2 separate regions of the Homo sapiens genome follow, and region 2 is linked to region 1. A link is a loop called in an ENCODE intact Hi-C map of the cell type or tissue named here. Cell type or tissue: endothelial cell of umbilical vein. All regions are shown on one strand. Links, peaks and the distances in the headings refer to the core of each region. The heading gives the core; the rest is flanking DNA. Region 1 overlaps IFT140 (intraflagellar transport 140). Region 2 holds the start of UNKL-AS1 (UNKL antisense RNA 1).

Region 1 (11,503 bases), core at 3,442-8,441:
TCCCTACGTGGGGGAGATGGGAAGGGGTGGAAGGAGACAGGGCTGGGGCTGGCCCTAAACCTTTGAGTTTTCCATTCTCCCACCATCTTTATATTAAGATTCCCTCTCTCCTCATTGTCCTGTTTCCTGAAGACTTTTCTCCCAAAACTTCAATCATGTTCATCAGTTTGTCTAGAAACAAATGTAAGGGAAGAGTTTTAGCAAACACGAAATTCTGCCCATGGAATCAATTCCATTTCATGAAGTTGTGTTGCCAAAGCAAACAACCTCTTCCTGTGAGCCGCCCGGACAGTGTGAATTACAGCTCTGCAGCCCAGCCAGCCCTTTCCCCTCTCCTTTCCTTCCTGCGGCTTCTTGGGGCTTCAGCTTCTGTCACAGGCCTTCCTTTTGGAATGGCTGTCACACATGCACACAGGTGGCAGAGTGGAAAGACCCCAGGGCTGACCCCTGATGCTCTTCGTACAGCTGCAGAGCTAGCAAACTGGGTGCAACTGGCTCTAAAGAGAATCTATGCGGAGCAGACGGCCCCCTGGCCACCTCAAGTCCCTGCTGGGGCTGGCATTTCCCACCTGTGAGCAACAAGATGACGGTGACCCAAACAATCCTCTCTAGAGGGAGAGGCCCTGGGAGGGAAGAGCGAGAGGCTCCGAAGCTCTCAACAGCCAAAGTTGGAAGGGAAAGAAGAGACGAAGGGACATAAACTGATGCCTGGGGAGTGGGTACCAAAGACAGGCAAGCGAGCTATCCAGACCAGGCTGATTGCAGTGGCCCACACCTTCATCCTAGCACTTTGAGAGGCTGAAGCGGGAGGATCACTTGAGCCCAGGAGTGTGAGACCAGCCTGGGCAACGTGGCAAGACCCCATCTATGCTTTAAGAAATAAATAGATGATTTGCCAGGCACAGTGACTCACGCCTGTAATCCCAGCGCTGTGGGAGGCCAAGGTGGGTGGATCACCTGAGGTCAGAAGCTTGAGACCAGCCTGGCCAACATGGTGAAACCCCATCTCTACCAAAAATACAAAAATTAGCTGGGCATGGTGGCTCATGCCTGTAGTCCAGCTACTCGGGAGGCTGAGGCAGGAGAATCACTTGAACCTGGGAGGCGGAACTTATATTGAACCCAGATTGCACCACTGCACTCCAGGCTGGGTATCGGAGTGAGACCCTATCTCGAATAAATAAATAATCCAGACCAAGCAAAGAACCGGGTTATTGTAAATAACAAAAAAGTGTATATTTCCACGAGACGATTCCCAAGTCTAAGAGAACAGCAGACTTTCTCACCAGCGAGCAAGATTCCATGTCAGTGAGTATCAACCCTGCTGGCCATTTAAGGACTGATAAAGTCAGCGTCTCCAGGAAAACCTAAATGCCATTTTGAAGGCAGTTCAGAATAAAACACGAAGAGCGGACTTCTACAAGTCAGCTTCTCAGTGTGTCACGGGGCATCGGGACGGACCAGTGCCATCCATGGTGCCCTTTCTAGTGTCCTTCTGGTGCCCCGATGTCATGTCCAGGGAATTTTGGGTTATATGCCACCATTTTCCAAAAAGGATTGGAAGTCATTTATACAAATTACAAGGTAATGGGGAGTGGGAAAGAGGGACTGTTTCAAGGAAGAAGCAGGCGAGAAGCCTTCGGCATCATGCCCACCTCTCTGGCACCAAAACAAGGGGAAACCCAGCTAAGCCCAGCATACTTATAGCAAAGATGCCACAGGTCCCCACACGGATGCAGAGAGTGTCATGTGAGCACCGACTGGGGGACGGCGGGGACTTCACTGGCTTGACCCCATTGCATGGCCACGACCTCCTCATGCTAGCCCAAGTAAGACAGCACAGCTGCCCTGGGGCTCCAGCAACAGCTGAGGAGTTGCCCATTGAAGATATGACTCAACCCAAGTACAGAGCTCTGCAGGGCTGCTGGATCAAACCACCGAAAAGTGTTCTCTTCAGGCCGGGCTCAGGACAGCAGACCCTGAGGCCCGGGCCCTGTGTGAAAGCCAGAGCTGCGGGCGGGAGGGCCCTGCTCCATGAACGGATCCTGGCAGTGTTCTTGCCAAGAGGACAGTTTGCGCCCCCGAGGGAGACAGGCCTAGGTGGGGAGCACAGGTGCTGCACCAGGGAGCACGTGGGATGCGCCTCGGGCCTGAAGCTTCTCAGCATGCATGTTACCCAGCAGGGCTTCAGAGAGACGCTGGAATAACAGCTGCGAGCATTGCTGACGAGGGCACATCTGTGCGCTGGAGTGGTCACTCTCCACTGCACAGATCACACCAGGGGAAGGGGGGCTCGTCCAGGCACTCACAGCTGACCAGGGGCAGAGCCAGGAGCAGAACCCAGGCCACCTGCTCTGGGCTCCTGCAGAACCAGCCAGCGATCCAGCTGGGAAACACCTGAGGGCTCGGAGCATCCTCAGGCACCGGAGAGTGCCAGGGAGCCTCCCGGCCTAGGCTGCCTGCAGAAGTCGCCCTCAGCCTTGTGCCACTCAGGCGTCAGGTGCCAGGGTCATGCTGTGGCTGCAGCCATCAGAGGCTGTAATGACCTTTTACCTTCCATTGGCAACTTGCCCTGACCCCCTTCAATACTCCTTTCCCTCTCTGCCCGTGCCTATCTGCACAAATCAACAAGACCACAGACTGTGAAAGAACAGAGGTGCAGTGCAGAGAAAAGAGGCCACGAGGAGGAGAGGGGAGAAGCTAGGGGTCTGTGGAGTGAGCAGAATGCAAGCTCTGAATAGAATGCCAAGGGCAGCGGCAGCCAAGCCAGGACAGTGGGGTCCCCGCACATTTCAGCTGCTCTCTCTGGGTGTCAGAGCAGGGAAGAGGGAGCCTTGAGGGGCGAGGAGGGTGGTCCCTTTGCAGACCCAGACGTCGTGCTGAGCATGGCACTGAGCCCAGAAACATTCATGGAGCGAGAGCAAAAGCACAGGCCCCATCGCCTCTCTTTGGAGCTGACAAGGAGCCTTCCTTTCAGTGTGCTGCACTCTGGCTTTCCAGGGTATTCCAGCCTCCCCATAATTCCATGTACTTTTCCTCCTTTCATGAGCATCTTCTCTCCCCACTGCCCACCCCACCTCTGCCGAGCCCTGGGATCGAGGTTCACTTGCATAACAGGTAATAGCAGGCGTTTCCTTGTCCTGTGACAGGACATCCTGGCGCCCTTCAGTCTCTCCCTGACTGTTTAAAACAGACGCGAGTACAGGAAAAAAAACCCGACTCTAAAATTAGCAACATGATAGAAGAAAGGCACATAGCTACTTTCTGTCCTGTTTGTCAATGAAACAAGTCTAAACAGGGCCAAAATGCATTTCCTTTTTGGGCAAAACAGACCCGTTAGGGGTGATGGTTGGACACTGAGGGGGAGAGGTGGCCTGTGGGGGCAAGAAAAGCCACCGAGACACCAGGGGCCCTCTTGGTGCTGCTGGCCCTCGCCCTGGTGCCTGCCGTTCTGGCGGTTGTTGAACAGAGCCTGGTCCAACCTTGTCAGAGGTCGTGTTGGAGCACAGTCCCGCCCCCGCCACCATCCCTCCTGACCAGGACAGGCCTCCGAAGGCCTCCAGCCCTGTCCCCCGGGAATGCTGTAAGACAGCTCGGTTTAGTCCATCAGGGTGCTCGCCCCCATGTGTGATTTTTTAAAATACATTTAGAAACACTATCTTGTCCTGAAATAAGATTTTGCAGGAAGTAAGCTGTCATTTTCGACATGCCAAATCCACAGTAGTCCTAATAATTCTAAACAAGAGTTTCAAGGAGATTTATTAAGAAATGCAGTGATCTGGGCCGGGTGCCGTGGCTCACGCTTGTAATCCCAGCACTTTGGGAGGCCGAGGCGGGCGGATCACAAGGTCAGGAGATCGAGACCATCCTGGCTAACACGGTGAAACCCCGTCTCTACTAAAAATACAAAAAATTAGCCAGGCGTGGTGGCGGGTGCCTGTAGTCCCAGCTACTCGGGAGGCTGAGGCAGGAGAATGGCGTGAACCCGGGAGGCGGAGCTTGCAGTGAGCCGAGATCGCGCCACTGCACTCCAGCCTGGGCCACAGGGCGAGACTCCATCTCAAAAAAAGAAAAAAAAGAAAAAGAAATGCAGTGATCCAGCTGGGCGCAGTAGCACACGTTTGTAATTCCAGCACTTTGGGAGGCTGAGGTGGGTGGATCACCTGAGATCAGGAGTTCGAGACCAGCTGGACCAACATGGTGAAACCCCGTCTCTACTAAAAACACAAAAATTAGTGGGGCGTGGCCAGGCGCGGTGGCTCACGCCTATAATCCTAGCACTTTGGGAGGCCAAGGTGGGCGGATCACGAGGTCAGGAGATCGAGACCATCCTGGCGAACATAGTGAAACCCCATCTCTACTAAAAATACAAAAAAAATTAGCCGGGCATGGTGGCGGGCGCCTGTAGTCCCAGCTGCTCAGGAGGCTGAGGCAGGAGAATGGCGTGAACCCGGGAGGTGGAGCTTGCAGTGAGCCGAGATTGTGCCACGGCACTCCAGCCTGGGTGACAGAGTGAGACTTCGTCTCAAAAAAAAAAAAAAAAATTAGTGGGGCGTGGTGGCAGGTGCCTGCAATCCCACCTACACGGGAGGCTGAGGCAGGAGAATCGCTTGAACCCAGGAGGCAGAGGTTGCAGTGAGCCGAGATTGCGCCACTGCACTCCAGCATGGGTGACAGAGCAAGACTCCATCTCAAAAAAAAAAAAAAAAGAAATGTAGTGATCCATTGGGTTATCTTACAGAAGGAGTTATTTTCAGAATCAAAAACTATTGCTTTTGCTTTCTCTATGCCGCTAAAATATCTTTATTCTGACCCAGCATTTCCAATTACATTTTCAAAATCTTCCATTTCCTTCTTTAAGCCACGGCATTTCCGATTCCTGCACGCGGTAGAGATTGGCCATTTCAGTGAGACAGGAAAACCACTTCTCTGTTTTATGGCCCTCGGGTCAGCAGAGGGCCCCGTGGGAGCTTTCCTAGCCTGGGTACCTCGTTGAGAGTCTCATGTTTTCCCTGCAGTCATGCAGGAGGGGAGGAGGCGGAGTCAGTCCTAGGTCCCACATCCCTGTCTCATTCGTTCTTACAGTCAGTTGGGTGGGGGCAGAAATTACCCTTTTCGAAGTTGGGCATGCAGAGGCTCACGTTAGTTTAGTCATCTGCCTGACCCCACGTCGATGGTGATGGAGCCAAGACACAGCTCCAGTTCCAGGCTCCACGCCCTGTGCTCTTCCACTGAAGCCTCGAGGCCCCTCCCTTCCCGCCCCTACCCGCCAGGGGAAGTGACTTGCCCAGGGCCACGCCATGCTATTAATAGCGCTCAGAGAGCCCGGCCTGACTCGCTCAGGGCACTTTCCAGCACAGGAATACCTGCCCCCACAGTCTGTCAGCCTCCTTCTGGAAATTGTATTTCTTAAGAAAGATAAGGGCCCAGGATCATTATTCCTAGAATGATTCACTCTGGACTTCCTGCCACTTCCTCTGTGGGAACTGCAGGGCAACCTGCAGAACGCTGCACCGGCCTCGAGGAGGAGAAGGAGGGTGCGGGCAGCTCCGTGCTGGTCATGCTCAGCCATGGGCCGACATGCTCGCTTTCTCTGTGTCCCTGTCTCTGCGGGCACCGGGCTGACCTGTCCCAGTGAGCAGCAGGAGACCTGAGCCTGCCCCAGATGCCCACAGTCTTCAAACCTCTCAGTCAGCCACAGAAGACCAGCAGAGCCCCCTGGGGTCGCTGGGGGTCATGGCTGGACACTGCTGTGGCTCAAGCACTTGTCTAGAACACCGCAGGACCCTTCCATAGGTCGTTGACGACAACTCCATCACTGTCACCCTCTATGACGCCAGGTCTTCTCAAGACCTGTCCCAGGTTGCTGGGTCTAGAGCGTTGAGAGGAGGCTCTGAGCACCAATGGCCCCTCGCCTGCAAGGCCGGGCCTCCTCCCCAACTCACATGGCGGCTTGGGGAAGCCAGGGCCTCGTGATGGTCCTGCCGTCTGCATCAGTGTCCGAGCCAGGCACACAGCATGTGCTCGTGCAGGCACCTCACTGTCGGCTCAGGCAGTGTGGAACGTGCTAGCGTGTTCTCACTCTGTCTTGTCCCGCTCACGGAAAGGGCCTGCGCTGACCCCAGGCTGACCCCAGGCAGGTCCTAGGAAGCTGCGTTTATAACAGAGCACATGCCTTGGCCTTCCTAGGCCTGACCTGTTCTAGGCCTCTTAGCTGGGAAGGTCAGGGCCAGGCATGGGCTCTTCTGCCTCTGCCCAGGGGCTGCTCCCCACCAGCTGCCTCAGCATTGAGGAAGGGGCAGGACCCAGGCTGCCCCATGTGGACTGCACAAGGGCCAGTCAGCAATCAGACCCCACAGACTCAGGAAAGCAAAGTGCCTCAGCCTTTAAAGTGGAAAAGGGTGTGACAGACACGCCAGGTGGTCGCAGCCTCCCTGCTCCTTGGCCTGGGTGTGTTTCTGTCTTTCATCATTCTTGCCTACAGCAAGAGGGAGGGAGGATGCCCCATGGGGCTTCTCAGTGGCCTGTGGCCATGTTGAGAGGTATGGCCTGCAGCTTCCCCCCAGGCCACCCAAGGCCTCAGGACCCTCCTGTGGCACCAGAAGGCCACAGGGGGCAAGGGCGCGGTGGCCACACCCGCCCAGGTACTTACTCGCCAGTTGGAATGCAGCGGCCATGGCCTCCTCCCAGCACGGGGCGTCGGGTGACAGCAGGGGCAGGCCCACCAGCCCCAGGAGGAAGGTGAGCTGGCCTGCGGTGAGCGCGGCCGTGGCCACCAGGTTGCAGGCGCGCATCATGTCGAACTGCACTGTGGGCCAAGAGCAGAGAGGCAGTGGTGAGTGCAGGTGGGCTCCAGAGGCCACGCCAGCCGTCACGCCACTTTCGTGGTCTCTGTTTGCCTCGGAAAGGGCGGTCGGCACAGGCTGTGCCTCCATTGGGCAGTGGCTTCGGGAAGCATCACGCCCTCCCCCTCACCTGCCTGCAAGCCCTGGGTCCCATGTCTTCCTGATGGGAAGGGTTCATCCCAGCCGCCGGGCCTGGCTGCAGTGGTCGTATCCCTGCAGGGACGGGCCCTACTCTGCTATTTCTGTCTTCCTGAGACAGCTGTTCCTCTCTGCCTGACTTGACCCTTGAAGGCGCTGGCGTGGGGGTGGAGGTGGGAAGGGGAAGCCCACCAGCAACACCGGCTTCCCTGTCACTGAATTCACAGCATCCAAGACGAGGGCGCTGCCTGACCGGAGACTCCGCGGGGGGCCAGCTCCTCAGGCGTGCTGTCCTGCGTGCTCAGCTGCCCGACCCCCAAGCGGCTCATGGTGGTGTTCCCTCCTCCCAGCAGCTGAGGGACTTGGGACCGAGGAGAAGCAGCTCATCTGGGCCCCTCATAACCAGCAAGGGGCTGAGCAGGGGTCAGACATGGGTCTGAACCAGTGCCCCCCACCTGCCCCCCTCACCTCCTGGGGCCCCGTCACCCCATCTGCCACAAATCTTTCACTCAGTGGCTTAAGTCAGGGCCTGCTTCCCCACTCACAGCAGGCCTGTGCCCAGCCTTCTCTGTCCCCCACCTACACCTGGTTGCAGGAGCCAGGTGGGCAGGGCACATGGATGCGTGGTCAGGGGCAGATGGAGCCTTCTGTGAGTGAACTTCAGAGGGAGGTGCGTTTGTTGCCCTCAGGGACCAGGGCTCGTCACGTTTCTGTAGCAGAGAAATGTTCTCCCGCAAATAAAACCTTACACAGGGGCCCAAATGAGGTGGTGGTGAAGCAGTGTGTTCCCAGGCCCCTGCACGCTGCAGAGCAGACAATGTGTGTGCTGACAGACACTCAGCCTGGAGTCAGGGACTGCATGTGAAGCAACAGCCCCACAGAGTCCCTAGCCTGTCATCGCCATGCCTTGTTTTCTATTGAACAATATTTGGGAAATTCGATTCCCAAAACTAAGTCGTTATAAACAGTTGCACCTTTTTAAATGACTTGCCTTGAAATTTCAGGGCACTCTTCAGGTAACTGATGCAGGAATCTAAGAGGGAAGCAGCCTCACCACTCAGGAGCGGGTCCCCGCGCCCGCATCCATCACAGACACCAGAATCCAGGCTCAGGAGCAGGTCCCTGTGCCCGCATTCATCACAGACACCAGAATCCAGGGAGCAGCAGAATGTCCCAAGAGCCCTGAAGGTGCTGGCCTCTAGGGTGACTGCTGTGTGTCCTGGGTGGAGGCCGAGAGGGGATGGGGAGATCCTCAAGCTGCCTCCTCAGAGCACGCCTGTGGGAAGCCAGCCCAGCAGGGGAAGCTGTCGAGGTTCACGCGTGCACGGGGCAGGCACGCTGGCATCAAGGCTCAGGGGTGGTGGGGGATGCGGGCTGCTTTACTTCGTGAGTGTTTACGTGGTTAGAAGTATCCGTTGGAACCACTATTGCCAGTATTAGCAATTCCACACGGTTCAACCTCAACATTTATTGAAATGCAATCTGGATTCACAGAATAACCTCAAAGCTCTGGAGCCGAGGCATCTGCTTCCCACCTGGCCCTTGGGCTGGGTGCTGCTCCAGCGCTCACATCTGCCCCGGCCCCAGGCTGAGGTGGTGTGTGGGATCGTCTCAGTCTAGGCTTTCGGCGTCCCAGCATCCCTGGAGGCACACTGCTCCTCGCCACTGAGGGTCCCCCCGCCGTCCTACCCACTGTATTTCAAGCTGCTTCCCTCCACAGCGTCCCCTCCTGTCACTCGGGGCGGAGGGAGCTCTCCTTCCTGGATGCCAGGCTTTTCCACTGTGCCCGCTCCGGCCTGGGTGGCGCCCCCAGCCCTGAGACCTCCAGGGTGTGAGGGCAGTGCGCAGAGAGTGGAGGCATGAAGGACCCTGGGGCACGGGGTCCCCGGGCTGCTGAGGAGTCTGAGCAGCCAGCACATGGCACCATGAGCCTTCCGCTGGCAAGGGGGAGAGCGGAGCACGCTGCCTGCCCGCAGACAGGCAGGCACCACTGACAGGGCCATGGGAAGCGGCAGCAGCTGCCCCTCGCTCATTTTTCTCGCAGCAAAACAGACACCCCAGTGAGCGTCACTGCCACGTAACTGAGAGCTCACGTTCCTTCATCTCCAAAGTAACTGCAGAGTTAGAAACCATAGCGCTCCCGCGAGGTTCTCTCTAAAGAAGGAACAGAAGACGCGGGGGCTGAGAGCCAGCCTGGTGGCCAAGGGGTTCCCGTACGGACAGCGGGAAAGCCTGGCAGCAGGTGAGGACCTGGCTCAGCATGGGCATAGGTGGCCGTGGGGCCAGAGTGCTTGGAGGAAGGGGCAGAGCCCAGGGCACTGGAAATGCCAGAGGACAGCAGAGATGTGCTTGACCTCAGCCTGGCACCGTGCAACTTGCTGAGGCCTAAGGCGTGGGGCGGCATTTGCACCATGTGGCTTGCTGAGGCCCAAGGCATGGGACGTCACTGGCACTGTGCGGCTTGGTGAGGCCCAAGGTGTGGGGTGGCTTGGCACCGTGTGGCTTGGTGAGTCCTGAGGCTTGGGTCGGCGTTGGCACCGTGTGGCTTGGTGAGGCCCAAGGCGTGGGGCGGCGTGGCACTGTGCAGCTTGGTGAGGCCTGAGGCGTGGGGCCGTCTGGCACTCTGCAGCTTGCTGAGGCCTGAGGTGGGGGGCCATCTGGCACTGTGCAGCTTGCTGAGGCCTGAGGCGTGGGGCCATCTGGCACTGTGCAGCTTGCTGAGGCCTGAGGTGGGGGGCCGCGTGGCACCGTGCAGCTTGGTGAGGCCTGAGGTAGGGGGCGCTTTTGCCCTGGGTTTCTCACCTGCCCTAGGGCCTGTGCAGATGGGACCAGCAGGAGCCAGGGTTGAGGCAGACACTGCCCTGGCTGACTGGCAGGACCTTCCTGACTGCTCCAACGGACTCCACAGCCAGCCCCAAGCAGTGACCACGTACAGCCTGCAGGGACCGGAGTGAGGCCTGCATTTTGAGGGCGTCCTGTCCACACATTAGGGACGTGTGTGAGCTCTGGAGGCCCCTTCCAGCAGGATCTGTGGCACGGTGCTGTGCCATCTTTGCTCTTAACTGTCTTGGCAATGACTTCCATTCAGAAGCCTCTGCTTCTCTAAACATTGCAAAATGAGGGAGGCATTAAAACATCACGCAGAAGGTCATGTTCGAGAGAGGAGCAGCTCAGATTCCCTGCCCAGGGCTCTGCGCTCTGCCCTGGAGGGGAGGAAAGACCAGAATGAAGGGGGAGGAGGGATGCAGAGCTGCCCTGGGAGGAGCATAGCCCAGAATGGCATGACCGAGGTGGGCTTGAGCACCAGGCACAGCTGCACGTGTAGTTGTGGTGAGGGTGAGTGACCAAGGTTCCTGGGAGCTGGGAATAAGCAGACGCACCCCTGACCTGTCCTCTCGCCCTCAGCCCTGGCCTCTCAGCCTTCCTTCCTCGCAGCTCCAGGCACACAGCCCTGTGCCACACACCATGGCAGGGGCTCTGTGCAGCAGCCGTGCCCCACAAGCCACTCTGCAGCCTCCAAGTCCCCAGGGTGCATGGCTCACCACAAGGGCACCCACAGACCCACCGCCCTGCCAGGAAGGAGGCACTCCTGCCCGAGCCTTCCTGTCTGAGCCACGCTCCCGCCTGCCCCAAGAAAGCTGTTTGGAGCTGGCGTTCACTGCTTGGGTGTTATACGGGTTCCTGGGGTGCTGCCTGTGTGCGTGGCTCTGCGTGGCTCTGCGTGGCTGTGCGTGGTAGCAGCTGACTTTTAAAGGTGTCGGTGAGAACGTGGTTCAGCTGGGTCCTGGCCGAGCAGGGGGTGAAGCCCGGGAGCTCTGTCCTCCACCTGTATTCAGGCAGGGTCTTACGTGCCCGTTTGATGTGTGGCGGGGCATGCGTGGTGACGGAGCCACGTGGAGCCACCGGAGAGAGGGGTGGGGCTCCCCCTCAGCTAGCGCCAGGCTCTGGCTCGCCTGCCTCGAGATTCAATCACACGGTCATCTGTTCCCAAGCCACCTTGTTTCAGATGCCTGACAGAACGCACGAAATACAGAGAGATGACGTAAATATCCAAAACGAGACGAAGTGAGGAGGAGAAATTGAGACCCCCTCTGGACATGGCATGTGAGGTGGACCTCAGGCCTCCCTGGTCCCCCGAGCTCCTCACAGGGAAAGAGCACCCCTGATCCGTAATGAAAGTCCCACTCACCACAGGCCACAGGACACCCCTGGCAGGGGCACGGGAGGGCCTGAACCTGGATGAAGTCGAGACCGGGCTCCTCTGCCCTGGGTCCAGCCCTCTTTGCCCTGACCAGAGTTCAGGATGTCCGGGGCGCGTCCCCTGTCCCTCAGGCAGGCTCCTGGTGATGTTTGCGAGTGACGAGCGCTGGATGATTTTGACTCCATGTGCCCCATGGGGCAGGGCCTCAGGGCACAGAGCCGTCCGGAGACATCCACGCGGGCCTCAGCGACATCCGGAAACCCCGAGGGTGGCCTGGTGTGCGTGAGGAGGCACGCGGTGTGGCGTTGTCTTCCCTGGC
Region 2 (11,503 bases), core at 2,913-7,912, 130 kb after region 1:
GCAATGGCATGATCTCGGCTCACTGCAGCCTCTACCTCCCAGGTTCAAGTGATTCTCCTGCCTCAGCCTCCGGAGTAGCTGGGATTACAGGCATGTGCCACCATGCCCAGCTAATTTTTTATTTTTAGTAGAGACAGGGTTTCTCCATGTTGGTTAGGCTTGTCTCGAACTCCCAACCTCAGGTGATCCACCCACCTCGGCCTCCCAAAGTGCTGGGATGACAGGCATGAGCCACCGTACCCGGCCCCACTTTTTTTTTTTTTTTTTTTTTTTTTTTTTTTTTTTTTTTGAGACAGGGTCTTGCTCTGTCGCTGGGGCTGGAGTGCAATGATAGGATACGGCTCACTGCAGCCACCAACTCCTAGGCTCAAGTGATCTTCCCTTCTCAGCCTCCCAAGTAGCTGGGACTACAGGCTCATGCCATGCCAGCTAATTTTGCATAGTTTTTGTAGGGATGGGGTCTCACTACATTGCCCAGGCTGGTCTTGAACTTCTGGGCTCAAGCAATCCTCCTGCTTCAGCCTCCCAAAGTGCTGGGATTCCAGGTGTGAGCCACTGTGCCTAGCTGTTTCCCACTCTGATTTGACACAGTTCCTGCATGAGAACCAACCTCTGGCCAAGTGCCTTGTTTTGTGTTTCTATAGAGACAGGGTTCTTGCTGTAGCCTGGTCTGGTCTCAACCTCCTGGGCACAGCGATCCTCCCTCCTTGGCCTCCCAAAGTACTGGGATTCCAGGCATGATCCACTGCGCCCGGCCAGGTTTTGAAGCGTTTTGTAGTGGTCGGTTGCTTTCCACACAGAGAGCTTGTTAGAATATTCACGCTGTAGAATATATCTGGGATGTTTCGTCTCTTGATGTTTACGTATTTATTTTAATTTTAAGACAGTAAAGTTTTTATGTGCAGGCTCATTTATGTAGCATCGAGACTGAGTCTCGCTCTGTCACCCAGGTTGGAGTGCAGTGACTTGATCTTGGCTCACGGCAACCTCTGCCTTGTGCAGGTTTAAGTGACCTGCCTCAGCCTCCTGAATAGCTGGGATTACAGGCACCCGCCACCACGCCTAGCTAAGTTTTTGTATTTTTAATAGAGTTGAGGTTTCGCCATGTTGGCGAGGCTGGTCTCGAACTCCTGACCTCAGGTGATTCTCCCTCCTTGGCCTCCCAAAGTGCTGGGATTACAGGCGTGAGCCACCACGCCTGGCCCCTATGTAGCACTTTTAAAGTTAAGAAATCAAGGTTTTGTTTTGGTTGATTTTTTTCTTTTTTTACAAGGTTCCTAATAGTGTTATGAACAGATGTCTTTATTCTGAAGTATGCAAAATGGGAAAACAGGGAAAATACAAGTCAGATTATATATTCACAGACTGGCGGGAGGTGGTATCAGGTTCTACTTGCTTCCTGTGGGCTGCTGGCGGAGGGTGGAGGGCGGAGGGTGGTCCATTCCTGCCTAGGGGTGAGACAGCAGCAGTTGCGGTCTTGAAGTCTTCATCCCCTGATCTTTTGGAAGGAGCTGATTCTCCAGGGACCTTCCTGTTGAAGGCTGCTTTCAGCACGGAGATCCTTGTGAAGTCTGTTTTCCTTTATTTTTTCAACAGTGCTTAGCCTAGGCGATAAATTAAAAAAAATTTTTTTTAAGGACGCTAGAAACTTTAAATACTGAAATGTTTTTAATTGTACATTAGTTAAATAGTGTTTGTTTTGTTTTTGTTTTGAGACGAAGTCTCTGTCACCCAGGCTGGAGTGCAGTGGCGCCATCTCAGCTCACTGCAACCTCCGCCTCCCAGGTTCAAGCGATTCTCCTGCCTCAGCCTCCCGAGTAGCTGGGATTACAGGCGCGTGCCACCACGCCCAGCTAATTTTTGTATTTTTAGTAGAGACGGGATTTCTACATGTTGGTCAGGCTGGTCTTGAACTTCTGACCTCGTGATCTGCCCGCCTCGGCGTCCCAAAGTGCTGGGATTACAGGCATGAGCCACCGCGCCCGGCTGTTTTTGTTTTTTGAGACAGGGTCTTGCTCTGTGCCCTGGGCTGGAGTGCAGGGGCATGAACACGGCTCACTGCAACTTGAACCTCCAGGGCTCAAACCATCTTCCTGCCTCAGCCTCCTGAGCAGCTGGGACCACAGGAGTGCTCTATCACTCCTGGCTAATTTATTTTATTTTATTTATTATTTTGTTTTTGAGACCGAGTCTCACTCTGGTTGCCCAGGCTGGAGTGCAGTGGTACGATCTCAGCTCATTGCAGCCTCTACCTCCTGGGCTCAAGTGATTCTCCCACTTCAGCCTCTGGAGCTATAGACTCTCTACACCACGCCTGGCTAATTGTTTTTGTATTTTTAGTAGAGAAGGGGTTTTGCTACATTGTCCAGGCTGGTCTCAGTCTCAAACTCCTGGACCCAAGAGATCCTCCCACCGCAGCCTCCCAGAGTGCTAGGATTACAGGTGTGAGCCACCACACACCTCGGCTCATTTTTAATTTTTTTGTAGAGATGGAGTCTCGCTGTGTTACCCGGCCTCAAGCGATCTTCCCACCTTGGCCTCTCCAACGTGCAGGGATTATAGGTGCAAACCACCACACCCGGCCATAGTGTTGTTAAGGCAGGTTGATGCCTAAACTTGAAATAATGTAGTCAGCCCATTTTGGTTAGGATGGTGATGTACTTCAAGGCGGTTCTGAAAGTGCATAATTGAATTGGTTTTTAAGCCACTGTTTTCCGCAAATGGGGCTTTCAAAGGCAGGTATTTGTCTAGTTGATGTCTGGGCTCAGCCCCTGATTTCCCTTGGTCAAGCCCCTTATCTGCCCAGACCTGGGATCCTGAGTTGCAAGTAGGGCCACTGCTGCTTAACTCTGGTGTGGGGGTCCTGGAAGTGTGAAGACGAGCACCCAGCCTGTCTGACCCCACTCCAGTGTTGAATACAGGGCACTGATTGGCAGCACTCTATGTCACCCAGGCTGGAGTGCAGTGGCGTGATCTCGGCTCACCGCAACCTCTACCTCCCGGGTTCAAGCGATTCTCCTGCCTCAGCCTCCCAAGTAGCTGGGATTACAGGCATGTGCCACCACGCCCGGTTAATTTTGTATTTTTAGTAGAGATGGGGTTTCTCCATGTTGGTCAGGCTGGTCTCGAACTCCTGACCTCAGGTGATCCACCCGCCTCGGCCTCCCAAAGTGCTGGGATTACAGGCATGGGCCACCGTGCCTGGCCAGGTGATGCTTTTAATGCATAAAGATAAAGCATCTTTTTCTCTCTTTTTTTTTTTTTTCTGAGACAGGGTCTTGCTTTGTCACCCAGGCTGGAGTGCAGTGGTGCCATTACAGCCCACTGCAGCCTCGACCTCCCGGACTTAAGCAGTCCTCCCACCTTAGCCTCCCAAAGTGCTGGGATTACAGGTGTGCAGCCCTGCACCCGGCGAGAAAGCATCTTTTCATAACTGTTTCTTTTTTTGGAGATGGAGTCTCGCTCTCGCTTTATCTACCAGACTGGAGTGAAGTGGTGCGATCTGGGCTCCTGTATCCTCTGCCTCCTGGGTTCAAGCAATTATTGTACCTCAGCCTCCTGAGTAGCTGGGATTACAGGCGTGTGCCACCATGCCTGGCTAATTTTTGTGTTTTTAGTAGAGATGGGTTTCACCATGTTGGCCAGGCTGGTCTTGAACTCCTGACCTCAGGTGATCCGCTAGCCTTGGCCTCCAAAAGTGCTGGGATTACAGACATGAGCCACCGCGCCCGGCCTCATAAGTTTTTGTTGCGGAGTCTGGGTGTCTTGGTGTGGACTCAGCCTCACTGCTAGGCACAGGGTGGTATCCAGTTCTTACAGGGATGGACAGTGCTGTAGTAAGCGCCTGCCTCTAGGTGGTCACTTCAAGCTGTGCTCAAGTAGCAGTTCCATAACATCATTACAAAAATATTAGCCTGCTGTCTGAATGGCTTACAGTTTATAATTGAGGGTGGTAAGTGGGGCTAAGATGCCTGTTTGGTGTTTTGTTTTGGATACCTGGGTATATGCACACATAGTAAGGAAATTTCCTTATTTTATTTAAGATTTTGTTTGTAGCGTGTGAATGACTTGCTTCGACCGGCCCTTTAGGAAGTGTCTGACAGGCTGCCTCCCCTGAGATCTCTCCTCCATAATTATCCTTCATTCCACGGGAGTGGGACTTTCTCATCGCTGAACAAAGGGAATAGCCAGTTTGTCCTATTGAAGTACCCGTTCTGGTTCTCATTAAGGGTTGCCTCGGAATTTGTAAATAAAGGAACGTTCAGAATAAGGACAGGGCCTTCCTTTTCTTTAGTTCATTGGTTTTTAAAATTTCTATTTTGGCTGGGCGCGGTGGCTCACGCCTGTAATCCCAGCACTTTGGGAGGCCGAGGCGGGCAGATCACGAGGTCGGGAGATCGAGACCATCCTACATGGTGAAACCCCGTCTCTACTAAAAATACAGAAAAATTAGCTGGGCATGGTGGCGGGCACCTGTAGTCCCAGCTACTTGGGAGGCTGAGGCAGGAGAATGGCGTGAACGTGGGAGGCGGAGGTTGCAGTGAGCCGAGATCGCGCCACTGCACTCCAGCCTTGGCGACAGAGCAAGACTCAAAAAAAAAAAAAAAGAAATTTCTATTTTGGGTGTTGATACTACCAACCTGTTATTTTACACATGAATGTGTATCAGAGAGCAGAGACCCTTAGCCCGTATCAGGCGTTGCTCTTGGTTGTGGCTGGAGGTGCTGGGGCTGAGCTGTGGGGCAGAGCAGGACTGGGACCCCAGGAGGGCCCCCCGCTGCTGGCGTCTCCTTTCCACGGCAGGCTGGCACCTCGCTCCACCCCTGCCTGCTCAGTTGCTGCCTCTGTCAGCCCCCCCTGGGGGCAGCCCCACCGGTACCAGCTCCTGCGGACGCCTCTGCCGTCACCCCTCCCTCCGTGGAGGGTGACCTCCTACAGCCCCTGCTGTCATCTCTTCTCTCTTCCTCATCCTATGGCTCCCCAGGTCACTTCTCGGCGTCCTCTATCCTCTGTGGGCACCCCCTCCGGTGCCTGCCCCCGTGGGTGCCCCCACTGTGCACCCTTTCCTAGGTGGGTGGCTGCCCCTTGTTGCACCCCACGCCGTGCCGGTCCTGTGGGCATCAGCGTGATCTCGGCCCCGCCCCGCCCCGCTCGGGAAAGGCCTTTTGTTCCGCGCGACACGCCCCTCCGCTGCGCGCCCGCGATTGGCTGTCCCGGGTCACGTGTGAAGCCCCGCCCCCGTGGGAACCGTCCTGGTCGTTGGGGGGGGGGGCAGCTCCCATGTGGGCGTGGCCTTGAGGCCCCGGGGGTGTAGCTGAGGGGCAGGCGCTTGCTTTTCTCTTTAAACAGATTGCGGTAAAGAAATAGAAAAGGCGCCCCGCGGGACCCCGGGCCTCTCCAGGGTCCATCTTTTTTTTGTTTTTCTTTTGAGCCAGGGTCTGGCTCTGTCTCCCAGGCTGGAGTGCCGTGGCTCGATCTTGGCTCACTGCAACCTCTGCCTCCTGGACTCAGCTGATCCTCGTGCCTCAGCCTCCGGAGTACCCAAGCGATCCATATGCCTAGGCTTCCCAGAGTCCTGAGATTACAGGCCTGAGGCACCATGCCCAGCCTCTAGGCCCATTTTCATTGGGAAAAAAAAATACACGTGGCCTGCAGCTGTGTAGCCACAGAACGAGTGGCCATCTGCCAGCCCACCCCTGTCCAGAAGAGCGCTCCTGCACTGTGGCCCTGCAGCCACCCTGGGTCTCGTTCTCAGAAAAAACAGGCTTGCCCCATTCCTGTGGTGCCACTTTTCCAGATTGACACACAGACACAGGTTTGTCCTTTTTTTTTTTTTTTTGACAGGGCCTCACTCTGTCGCCCAGGCTGGAGTGCAGTGGTGTGATCTTGGCTCAGTGCAACCTCAACCTCCTGAGCTCAAGTGATCCTCCCACCTCAGCCTCCAAAGTAGCTGGGACCATAGGCGCACACCACCACGCCCAGCTGAATTTTTGTATTTTTTGTAGGGGTGGGGTCTTGCTGGTTTCGAACTCCTGGGCTCAAGTAATCCACCCACCTCTCCTCCCAAAGTGCTGGGATTACAGGAATGAGCCACTGCGCCCGGCCTCTGTCTTCTTTCCAGAGCTCTGTTTGGCGGTGTCACCTGACAGACCTGACACTTCCCGCTTGCCCTGTGCGCCTCCCCAGGCCTCTGTCGTCCGGCAGGTGCAGAACTCCTGTCTGGATGGGTCCGGGGTGTGCCTAGCTGGGTCTCCACTGTGCATTCTGTGAGTAACTGGTGGGAGGAGAAACTTTTCCAAGTATCCATTTCTAAGATTAACTGTTGCTGCTTGTATCTGGCGGGTCTGGAGTCTGATCTTTTTTTTTTCTTTCTTTCTTTTTTTTGAGATCGAGTCTCCCTCTGTCACCCAGGCTGGAGTGCAGTGACACGATCTCGGCTCACTGCAGCATCCACCTCCCGGGTTCAAGTGATTCTCCTGCCTCAACCTCCCGAGTAGCTGGGATTACAGGCGTGCGCCACCATGCCCAACTAATTTTTGTGTATGTGTGTATTTTTAGTAGAGATGGGGTTTCACCATGTTGGCCAGGCTGATCTCTTAACTCCTGACCTCAGGTGGTCCACCTGCCTCAGCCTCCCAAAGTTCTGGAATGACAGGCGTGAGCCACTGTGCCCGGCCAGGAGTCTGATCTTTCTATTAAAAGATCCTCTTGCAATATTTAATTTTAAAATGTTGAATGCCTTAGGACCTAAGGCGTAGGTGAAAGTTCCACTCACTTCAGGGTGTGTAGAATTTGCTGTTTAAACTGATCTCATGATGAGCTTGGGCTTTGGGAGCAAGAGGAAAGCCCACGGCCGGCCTGGGACGTGCGAGCAGTCTTTAAAACTCAGAGGCATCCGGGTGCAGTGGCTCATACCTGCAGTCCAAATACTTCAGGAGGCCTAGGCAAGTGGATCGCTTGAGCCCAGGAGTTTGGGACCAGCCTGGGAAACAGCAAGATTCTGTCTCTACAAAAAAATTAGGCCGGGCGCGGTGGCTCACGCCTGTAATCCCAGCACTTTGGGATGCCAAGGCAGGCGGATCACCTGATGTCAGGAGTTCAAGACCAGCCTGGTCAACATGGTGAAACCCTGTCTCTACTAAATATACAAAAATTAGCCAGGCATGGTGGCAGGTGCCTGTAATCCCAGTTACTCGGGAGGCTGAGGCAGGAGAATCGCTTAAACGCAGGAGGCAGAGGTTGCAGTGAGCTGAGATTGTGCCACTGCACTCCGGCCTGGGCAACAGTGAGACTCTGTCTCAAAAAAAAAAAAAATTAGCAATATAGCCCGGCATGGGAGTACGCCTGTTCCTCCCATCACCCCCAGCTGTTTCAGTGCTGTGCTCTGGGCCCCCCACCTATGCCTGCGTCCTTAAGCTGGAAGGGAGTCGTGTACACTGCCTGTCTCCTAAGCCCGGTGGTTCTCGCACGTTCCCTGGGAACCAGCCGGCAGTGCAGATCCACGGGCCTCGTCCACACCAGCTGGGGGGACCACATGGGCCACGGGCCTCCTAGGTGATTTTGATGCATGTGGCTCGCAGTCTCGAGAATGTGTTAAGGGGGTCTGGTGGACCCTCCTTGGGTTCAGGTGAGAGCTTCCTGAGGGAAGGGCAGCTTCTTGCACTCCAGGATCTGGCTGCCTCCTATCCTCTGGTCTCGGTGGGTCCAGGGCATTGGAGCGTGAGGCAGAGCGGTGCCCATGTGCTGGGTGTAATCACGTGGCTCTGCTCACTGATTGTCTCGGATGAGTTTGAGAACCGTGTTTGTCACCCGACCCCCGGGGGCTCGTGCGTCCCCTCCTTGGGCATCCGTGAGCAATGGCTCTGTGCTTTCTCTTAGGTATTCCCTCTCACCTCCTAGGTGTCCGTAAGAGTAAGGCATTTTCTTAAAACTTTTTCCAGTTTCTTTTTTTTTTTTGAGATGGAGTTTTGCCCTTGTCACCCAGCCTGGAGTACAGTGGCGCGATCTCGGTTCACTGCAACCCCCGCCTCCCGGGTTCAAGTAATTCCCTGCCTCAGCCTCCCGAGTAGCTGGGATTATAAGCGCCTGCTATCATGCCCGGCTAAATTTTGTATTTTTAGTAGACCAGCCAGGCTGGTCTTGAACTCTTGAGCTCGTGATCCACCCGCCTTGGCCTTCCAAAGTTCTGGGATCACAGGCGTGAGCCACTGTACCCAGCTGCCTGGCTGGCTGCCTGCCTTCCTTCCTTTCTCCCTCCCTCCCTCCCTGTCTTTCTTTCCTCTCCCTCCCTCCCTTCCTTCCTCGCCTCCTTTTTTTTTTTTTTTTTTTTTTTTTTTTTGAGACAGGGTCTTGCTCTGTTGCCCATGCTGAAGTGTGGTGGCACAATCACGACTCACTGCAGCCTTGGCCTTTTGGGCTTTAAGCGATCCTCCCTCCTCAGCCTCCCAAGTAGCTGGGACCACAGGTGTCCACCACCACGCCGGGCTAATTTTTAAATTTGTTGTAGAGATGGGGACTCACCATGTTGCCCAGGCTAGTCTTGAACCCCTAGCCTCAAGCAATCCTCCTGTCTCTGCCCCCCAAAGTGCTGGGATTACAGATGTCAGCCAGTGTGCCAGTCCTTCCTTCTAAGTCTGAAAAATACCCCACTGTGTGGCTGGAAGCCCGCGTTTACCCCATTGTGTGGATAGAAGCCCACGTTTACCCTGTCTTGTGGACGGAAGCCTGCGTGTACCCCGTCACGTGGATGGAAGCCCGCATTAACCATGTTGTGTGGATGGAAGCCCGCGCTTTCCTTATTGACTCCATTGGCGCCCACTTGGGTGGTTTCTGCCTCTTGGCTCTTGCGAATGACGCTGCTGTGAACATGGGTGTGCAGGTGTCTCCTGAAGACCCTGCCTCCAGGTTTTTTGGATGTGTACTTAGGAGCAGGATCGCTGGGTACCAAGGTAGCGTTGTAATTTGACTTTTGCTTGGCTGGCTCCTGGGGACCCTGAGAGCCAGCCAGGCACCCCTTCTTCTGCCTCTGTCGACCCTCAGCTTTCAGTGTCTGGCACATCACAGGTGCCCAGCGGAGCCTGGGTCGGCCTCTCTGAACTCTGTGTCTCTGTTTCCTGACCTTAGAGGATGGGGCTAGACCTGGTGTTGCTGAATCGCTCTTGGTCCCCAGCCATCCCTGGCTGGAGCTCCTAGTGCCCAGGCTGCAGCCCTGTGCACAGTGAGGTGGGCGGGGCCCTCACGGAGCTCCCCAGTTGGAGCTGGAGGTGAAGGTTTCAGTCCTTACATTTGGGGGCCTGCAGTGACGGCCCATGTCATCCTCTGCCTTGGCCCTTGGGCCACTCAGGGTGATTCTGTGACCAGCCAGGGCTCGACACCATTGATGACTCAGGGTCCTCTGTGCGTCCCTTTGCCTCCTTCTGGAGTGACCTACCTGGAGGCGCCCAGGAATGCCAGAGCGGTTTGTGTCGTCTCCTTGTCTCCGTCGCTGCTGCCTGCCTATGACTTGAGCCTTGGCAGCTGCTTCCCCTCTCCACTGCACCCCATCGTGCTTCAGGAGCTGCCTGTGACTCCCCAGGAGCATGGCTCTGGGCCTGCAGGTGGCCCATGGGATGGTGATGCTACCTCACCTGTGTTCCCCACCACGCCATCTGCCGCCTCTTCTGCCCATCCCCCTCGTGTCCCCCAAGCCGCGTCCAGGGCCCTGTGCTTGTTCCCTCCCCTACCTCCCTCCTGGGGTCCCTGAAAGCAGCAGGACGCTGGGCAGGAGGGGCCCCCACTTTGTGACTGCGACGGGTAAGGAAGGTGACGCAGCCTGCGTGCAGGGCATGAACTCTCATTCCCACACAGGTTTAAAGGTTTATTTGGAACATTAGGAAGGATGAGCTTTGTGGAAATTCAGCATTGTGTTTCCTGCTGTGTTTGGCTGACTGGGGGTTTGCGATGGTCTGTGTTTCTTACTGTGTTTGACTGGTTGACTGGGGGTTTGCGGTGGTCTGTGTACCTGGGCGGTTCCACATTTGGGGACAGGTGCTGCGTCCAGTGTGTCCGTCCTTCTGATTAGAACAGGAATCTGGAAGAAGGGAAGGGAATTCACTGCTTGCCACGTGCTGACAGGGCGTGGACCCAGGGAGCTTAGGGCTGCCTCTGGGTCCATGATAACCAGGCATTGCGTGCCTCTCTGCTCCCCAGGTGTCCCTACCTGCACCGGACGACGGGGGACACAGAACGCAAGTACCACCTGCGTTACTACAAAACAGGAACCTGCATCCACGAGACAGACGCACGTGGCCACTGCGTGAAGAATGGGCTGCACTGTGCCTTCGCGCACGGCCCCCTGGACCTGCGGCCGCCCGTGTGTGACGTCAGGTGAGTGGGCATCCACGAGTGGGCACTTGGCCTGCCTGCTGCTGTGGGCTCTGCTGGATGAGCAGGAACTCGGCAAGTGGCTCGCCTCCCTGCTGCTGCAGGCTCTGCTGGCCCAAATCTCTCTCCTCCAGAATTTCTTTCTGAGTCTGGATGTTAGTCCTTTTTTTGCTTTTTTTGAGACGGATTCTCGTTCTGTCACCCAGGCTGGAGTGCAGCGGCGCGATCTCAGCTCACTGCAAGCCCTGCCTCCTGGGTTCACACCATTCTCCTGCCTCCGCTGCCCGAGTAGCTGGGACTACAGGTGACCACCACCACGCCCAGCTAATTTTTTTTTTTTTTGTATGTTTAGTAGAGATGGGGTTTCACCATGTTAGTCAGGATGGTCTCGATTTCCTGACCTTGTGATCCACCCACGTTGGCTTCCCAAAGTGCTGGGATTACAGTGAGCCACTGCGCCTGGCCTCTGGATGTTATTTCTTTCTTTTCTTTTCTTTTTTTGTTTTTTGAGATGGAATCTCGCTCTGTTACCCAGGCTGGAGTGCAGTGGCGTGATCTTGGCTCACTGCAACGTCTACCTCCTGGGTTCACGCCATTCTCGTGCCTCAGCCTCCCGAGTAGCTGGGACTACAGGCGCACACCACCATGCCTGGGTTATTTTGTTGTATTTTTAGTAGAGACAGGGTTTTACTGTGTTAGCCAGGATGGTCTCCATCTCCTGACCTCATGATCTGCCCGCCTCGGCCTCCTGAAATTCTGGGATTACAGACGTGAGCCGCTGCACCTGGCCTCTGGATGTTATTTCTAATGAGACAGTCCTTCAGCTCTTCTCACTGTGTGTTTCTCTTCTGGGCCCGGAGGGCAGCTCACTGGGGTTGAGGCTGTGAGGCACTGCTGCTTTCCAGGAGAACGAACTCAGCACACAGTCTGGGGCAGACAGTCCTTCAGCTCTTCTCACTGTGTGTTTCTCTTCTGGGTCCGGAGGGCAGCTCACTGGGGTTGAGGCCGTGAGGCACTGCTGCTTTCCAGGAGAACGAACTCAGCACATGGTCTGGGGCTGCAGAAAAGCGAATCCTGCCCACACAAAACTCCGCTCTTACTTGGGTGGGGCTGAGCATAGTGGCCCATACATGTAATCCCA

The links. A loop is a pair of places that touch in the nucleus more often than their neighbours do. Peaks named below come from ENCODE experiments on the same cell type or tissue, not always from the same donor. Only the 100,000 strongest peaks of a DNase experiment are listed, where the experiment ranks them.
Region 2: it touches region 1 in a loop (3-fold over the local background); 3 of 110 quality-filtered maps call a loop at or near these places.

Annotation. Positions count from the first base shown.
Region 1 is chr16:1,537,226-1,548,728 of GRCh38, reverse strand. All of the region lies in intron 19 of IFT140 (intraflagellar transport 140), which reads left to right. TMEM204 (transmembrane protein 204) reads right to left here. Exons shown (of 3, transcript NM_024600.6): 2 at 6,653-6,808. Among named protein-coding and RNA genes, the nearest start is that of TMEM204, 9.3 kb to the right of the region's middle. RefSeq lists an enhancer at 5,606-6,308. In endothelial cell of umbilical vein, for the core only: a CTCF peak has its summit at 5,480; DNase peaks (open chromatin) are centred at 5,008 and 5,328; H3K27ac peaks cover 2,883 bases.
Region 2 is chr16:1,402,030-1,413,532 of GRCh38, reverse strand. UNKL (unk like zinc finger) reads left to right here. Exons shown (of 15, transcript NM_001372107.1): 3 at 10,189-10,365. UNKL-AS1 (UNKL antisense RNA 1) reads right to left here and starts at 5,139. Exons shown (of 2, transcript NR_188570.1): 1 at 4,641-5,139; 2 at 1,282-1,604. RefSeq lists silencers at 4,716-4,865, 5,136-5,205, 5,256-5,305, 5,184-5,361. In endothelial cell of umbilical vein, for the core only: no CTCF peak of the experiment used is centred there; a DNase peak (open chromatin) is centred at 5,282; H3K4me3 peaks cover 468 bases.